Linked DNA regions of Homo sapiens: region 2 is linked to region 1. The links are chromatin loops, found by intact Hi-C in ENCODE. Cell type or tissue: GM12878. All regions are shown on one strand. Each heading gives the region's core, and the rest is flanking DNA. Links, peaks and the distances in the headings are about the cores only.

Region 1 (2,913 bases), core at 280-2,779:
ACTGCAACCTCCTTCTCCTGGACTCCAGCCATTCTCCCACCTTAGCCTCCCAAGTAGCTGGGACCATAAGCACACACCACCATGCTAGGTTCATTTTTTGTATTTTTTTTTTTTTTTTTTTTTTTTTTTTTTTGTAGAGACAGGGTTTTGCCATGTTGCCCAAACTGGTCTCAAACTCCTGGACTCAGGCAATCCACCCACGCTGGCCTCCCAAAGTAATGGGATTACAGGCGCAAGCCACCGCACCCAGCCTTGAAATTTGTTCTTATATTATCTTAATACTTCTGTAGGGTGTTTCATCATTTATGTATGTGAGTGCTGGTTATTGTCTGTCTTCCCCAACCAGAATGTATGTTTTATGAAGGCAGGCCTTGCTTCTTTTTCTTTTTCTTTTTTTTTTTTTGAGACAGAGTCTCACTCTGTTGCCCAGGCTGGAGTGCAGTGGCATAATCTTGGCTCACTGCAACCTCCGCCTCCCAGGTTCAAGGAATTCAGCCCCCCAGTAGCTGGACTACAGGTGAGTCACCATGCCCAGCCAGGCTGGTTTTGAACCCCTGACCTCAGGCCACCCACCTCGGCCTCCCAAAGTGTTGGGATTGCAGACATGAGCCACTGCGCCTGGCCAGGCTTATCTTGTTCACCACTGCCTGCCCAGTGCCTGGAGTAGTGCTTGGCACATAGTAGGCCCACAGTAAATACATGTTGAAGGAATACATGACTGGAGGCTCAGAGAGGTGAAGGTGACTTTCTAAATTCACTCAGCTAGGAAGTACAAGCACTGGAATTGGTATCCAGGTCTGAATGATTCCTGGCCCAGATGTTTGGGGGTACATCGCAACCAGGGGAGGAGGGCCACATAAACATGAGGGGTGTGCGCCGTGGTGGGAAGCCCCACCCAAAAGAGATGGCTTTGGAGGCCACGTGCGGGGTGGATGTTGCTGTTCATCCCCTGCTTTCCTTTGCTCATGATGTTCCCACTGCCTGAAATTCCATCGCTCCCACAGTCCCTCCTGTGAAGCCGACATCATGGCACTTACTCCACTGTGGAGGGCATAGGGCCTCTCCAAATGGGTAGGCCTCTATGTGGCACCCTGATCACCAGTAAGGATCCCCACTTTCCTTTTTTTTTTTTTTTTTTTGAGCCGGAGTCTCGCTGTGTTGCCCCAGGCTGGAGTGCAGTGGCGCGATCTCAGCTCACTGCAAGCTCCACCTCCCGGGTTCACGCCATTCTCCAGCCTCAGCCTCCCGAGTAGCTGGGACTACAGGCGCCCGCCACCGCGCCCTCCTAATTTTTTTTTTTTGTATTTTTAGTAGAGACGGGGTTTCACCGTGGTGTCGATCTCCTGACCTCGTGATCCACCCGCCTCGGCCTCCCAAAGTGCTGGGATTACACGCGTGAGCCACCGCGCCCAGCCCCCCACTTTCCTTGATGTAGCAAATTCGATTTCAGCGCCCTTGTCTTGCTTTCCTGCCTCTGTGCCTTGGTCCACCAGACACTATGGCTTCTTTCCGTTCCCTCCCACAGGCTGTGGGTTTGGTATGCAAATTGGCCCACTAGTTTCCCAAGTGACCAAATGTTGAGGCAGCTTTGTCTAGCACTCAAAAGGATCTCTAAAAACCAATTGCTCAGTCCTCTCCATGTGCATAGCAGAAAGAGCCACCTAGGTTAACCTTTGGGGTAGGAAAGTTCTCAGTTTTAGAAACTGCACAATGGTGAGTTGTCTATTTTCTCTACCCCCCACCCCCTTTAAAACCAAAACCAAAACAAAACAAAACAGGGTCTTGCCCTGTTGCCCAGGCTGGAGTGCAGTGGCATGATCATAGCTCACTGCAGCCTTGAACTTCTGGGCTCAAGCGATCCTCTCACCTCAGCCTCCCGAGTAGTTGGGACTACAAGTGTGCATCACTGTGCCTGGATAATTTTTCTATTTTTTGCAGAGATGGAGGTCTCACCATATTGCATAGGTTGATCTTGAACCCTTGGCCTCAAGCCTTCCTTCTGCCTCAGCCTCCCAATCTACTCCCTTTTTTATGAGCTTCTCAAGAGCTGGGGCCACACCTGGAACACTGTAGGTGCTCAGCTAGTGAGTGAATTCTCAGTGGACCTGAACAACACTCCTGGACACCATGCTGCCTAGATCCTTTACTCCCATCCCCAGCCTGCCAGAACAAGGGGGTCAGTGCCTCATTATCCACCCTGCAGGGACTGCTTCCCATAGACATAGCTCCCTTTCTGGTCAAGATCAAGGGCCATGGTGCAATGTCCTATTTAAAAGTGGGAGCTCAGGCTGGGCATGGTGGCTCGCACCTGTATTCTCAGCACTTTGGGAGACCGAGGCAGGAGGATCACTTGAGCCCGGAGTTTGAGACCAGCCTGGGCAATATGGCGAAATCTTGTCTCTATTAAAAAAAGAAGAGGAAGAAAAAAAAAAAAGAAATGACCATCAGGCAGCCACCATAGTAATCATGGGTTGCAGCAAGAATCACCAATGGATATGAAAGCTTGATGAGAAAGTATTTACATAGTTTCAAGTTATTTACCCACAAGATGATAATTAATTATGGAAGGAAAAATAATAACTCTGCAGTGGAGAAATTTGGCAGACACAACCTTCGCTAAGTGATCAAAGTTAATATCACCAGTAAGGGGCAAATTGCCACGGAGTTTGTAGATGAGGTAATTACTGCATGGATGCCCAACTTCCTGGCTTCAATGCTTGTCCTGTGGTCATAGAAGAGAATGTGTCCTTGATTTTAGGAAATATACACTGGAGTATTTATTTATTTATTTATTTATTTATTTTTTTGAGATGGAGTCTTGCTCTGTCACCCAGGCTGGAGTGCAATGGTGCGACCTTGGCTCACTGCAACCTCTGCCTCCTGGGTTCAAGTGATTCTCCTGCCTCAGCCTCC
Region 2 (2,913 bases), core at 165-2,664, 200 kb before region 1:
GAGCCTCAGTTTATCTTCCTGAATCAGCCTATGGTGCTTGCAGCGGAGAAAGTAAATGGCGGTTGCAGTGGTCCACTGGCCAGTTTGGGGGTCCTGTATAATTGGCCACTGTGTGTGTCAGGCCTCTGAGCCCAGGCCAGGCCATTGCTCACACAAAGCTTGTTTGGTGGTCTCTTCACACGGACGTGTATGAAATTTGGTGCCGTGACCCCAACCCTTAAGAAGGTTGTTTGTAATTCTCCCCACCCTTGAGAATGTACTTTGTGAGATCCACCCCTGCCCACCAGAGAACAACCCCCTTTGACTGTAATTTTCCATTACCTTCCCAAATCCTATAAAATGGCCCCACCCCATCTCCCTTTGCTGACTCTTTTCGGACTCAGCCCGCCTGCACCCAGGTGAAATAAACAGCCATGTTGCTCACACAAAGCCTGTTTGGTGGTCTCTTCACACGGACGCATATGAAAGTGTGTCCTACAGCGTAGCTAGGTTTCTTAGTTTTCTAGATCGTTTGGAAGCATTAAGCTGTATGTTTTAAGAAGCCTAGGTCTGATTTAGTTCAGATTGATTCAATAATGTCTTCATCGCTTTTGAGTTGGTTGAATGACTTGACATGAGATTAAGCTCAACAAAAGAAAAGGTGAGGTAGCAACAGCTGCCGTCCAGGCCTGGCCACTAGGTAGGGGTCTTAGGAGGCCTTTTACCTTCTCTTTTGTATATGTCAAGAGGGACATTTACAATGTTCTTATTTTACTGTACTTCTTTCCCCTGAAGTGGATGTTCTTTCTTGATTGATATCAAACAAGACTTAAAATGCTAAGTTTTATGATACTTAGACAATGAGTAATAGATGTAGTTTCTAAAAGCCTTTATGTGTCTGCAGTGACAAGTGCAGAGGAATAACCTCATTGCTTTTTGTCTGAAAATATAACAGGCAAGCCACTAGTTTGTGCTTACTTAATGTGTGCTAAGAACTTTTAAGGTATGTCCTTAATGGTAGATAACTTTTTTCCTTCTGAGAAGTCATATTTATTTTAGATATTGTTTTGTTCAATATTCTGGAGACTAATAGTGTTTCATTTTGTTTCTTAACCCTGATGTTGCTGCCATTTTTAATCGGTTATATTTAAATTCAAGAGGCCGTAAGTTATTTAAAATACAGTTGTCAGTAGTTACAAGGCAGATTTATCATTTATTTTAATTGTTAGAATAGGATTAATAATCTGTTTGGAATTTTAATTATTTGGCATGATGAGGAAAGCTAGTCCTTTAGAATTGTCTTTATTTGCCTACAGAAGGAGGAAGTAGAGGACAAGATACGACTTTTATTGGTGAAGGACACACACTTTTTTCTTTAGTGTCCCACTCTTTTAATCCTTTTGTCTTCACATTTTTCTAACGCTTTGCAGTTTGACCTTTGCTGTTTTTTAATAACTTGTGAGATCGAAGTTTAGCAGTTGTGTTGGGTTCCTATTCCCTTTCACTTCTTACTCAAAAAAAGGAACTAATACACCACTTAGAAAAAATTTGTAGAAAACTTTTCTCCCCTTTACCCTGAGGAATCTATTTTGGTAACAGGTCAAAATTTTTTTCCACGTAGTAGGGGAGGAAGGAGGAGCAGTGAAGGTTTTGACTTTGACTGCCTTTACTTTTTTAAGGTGGGGGTAGATTTGCATTTTCTTTGTGAGCCTCCATTTTTGGCAGGAAAAGTTCAGGGAGGAGTAGGAGCCCCTAATCCCCTTCCAGTGGACTTGTTTTGGAGGAAATCTGAAAATAAGACTTAATCATCAAGTCACTTATAGACTGATGAAATAATTAAGGAATATAATGGCCTGGCAATGACTAAGTCGTTCTATCTCCTCATTGCAGGTACATGCTTATCACTTTTTTCTCTCTTAACAACGTTTATTATGAAATGGCATGTTTTCGCCACAGCAGGGTAGCCATTTCCCAACCCTGGAGCACTCTTAATTCTGAGATGCCTGATTAGAGCCTCAGGGGTCCCAAAAGATGTGCTGTTTTCCCACTTTATAAAATTACATTCTTTTCTCACAGTTGTCACAAACATGATATTGGTTGATAAGAACTTTGGAGTAGTTTTAATGACTCTTGACTGCCTGAAAGATGCCACTTTAAAAAAGGAGCTACTTTTAGCTGACTCTATTTGAAAGTAAATGATTGGACCCTTTTTATGTTTTATATGAAGCTTTGTTTCCATTTGCTTAAAAAAAAAAATTCAAATTGTCCCATTTCCTGTATGCCCATATGGCCTGTATGTTATAGATTTTGAGGTTGCTGGGTATGATTTGTTTTAAATGGTTCTTTCCTAATTTCCCATTTCAGTTTAATCCCTGAGCAGAATGTTTAATGAATGAATTGGGAAGGTGAAGCTGAAGGACTGAGCAATGGCTGTTTTCAAGCCTTAGAATTAGAAAGTAGGAATGAAAAACATGAGACAGTTGCATAAACTGAGTATTCCACTGATAAAATAAACGTAATAAGATTTTAAATCCAGTTCCTTCAATTGAAATCTAACAACAGAATAGTTTTTAGATTACTGGGATATTAAAAAATAAAAACCTGAAAGGTATTTACAGAACAGCTACCAACATGGAATTAAAGGAATCTCAATCTTGTTAAATATTCGAAAGAGTGAAGGGTTTGGTTACAGCATGTAAATTAAACTTGAGACAATGGCGGGTGGAGGGGTCTTGATCCGCACACCTCTTTTCCAGATTCTGCGGCGGGGAGGGGTGTTAAAATTAAAATGCACATGGAAGAAAAAAGTTTATTACACAAAGACGGCAGGAAATTTCTTGAATTCGGGTGAAGGAAGCCTGATTATTGAATATCACTTAATGGCCTCATTTTAGAGGCAGAATAAAAACTTTTCTGAAATGCTCATGTTTTTGG

The links. A loop is a pair of places that touch in the nucleus more often than their neighbours do. Peaks named below come from ENCODE experiments on the same cell type or tissue, not always from the same donor. Only the 100,000 strongest peaks of a DNase experiment are listed, where the experiment ranks them.
Region 2: it touches region 1 in a loop (7-fold over the local background); 4 of 110 quality-filtered maps call a loop at or near these places.

The regions. Positions count from the first base shown.
Region 1 is chr22:38,198,014-38,200,926 of GRCh38, reverse strand. No RefSeq gene overlaps it. Among named protein-coding and RNA genes, the nearest start is that of MAFF, 2.5 kb to the left of the region's middle. RefSeq lists an enhancer at 1,796-1,845. In GM12878, for the core only: no CTCF peak of the experiment used is centred there; a DNase peak (open chromatin) is centred at 1,566; H3K27ac peaks cover 257 bases.
Region 2 is chr22:38,394,093-38,397,005 of GRCh38, reverse strand. All of the region lies in intron 1 of TPTEP2-CSNK1E (TPTEP2-CSNK1E readthrough), which reads left to right. It also overlaps the pseudogene TPTEP2. Among named protein-coding and RNA genes, the nearest start is that of TPTEP2-CSNK1E, 3.4 kb to the left of the region's middle. In GM12878, for the core only: no CTCF peak of the experiment used is centred there; a DNase peak (open chromatin) is centred at 1,585; H3K4me3 peaks cover 2,394 bases; H3K27ac peaks cover 2,407 bases.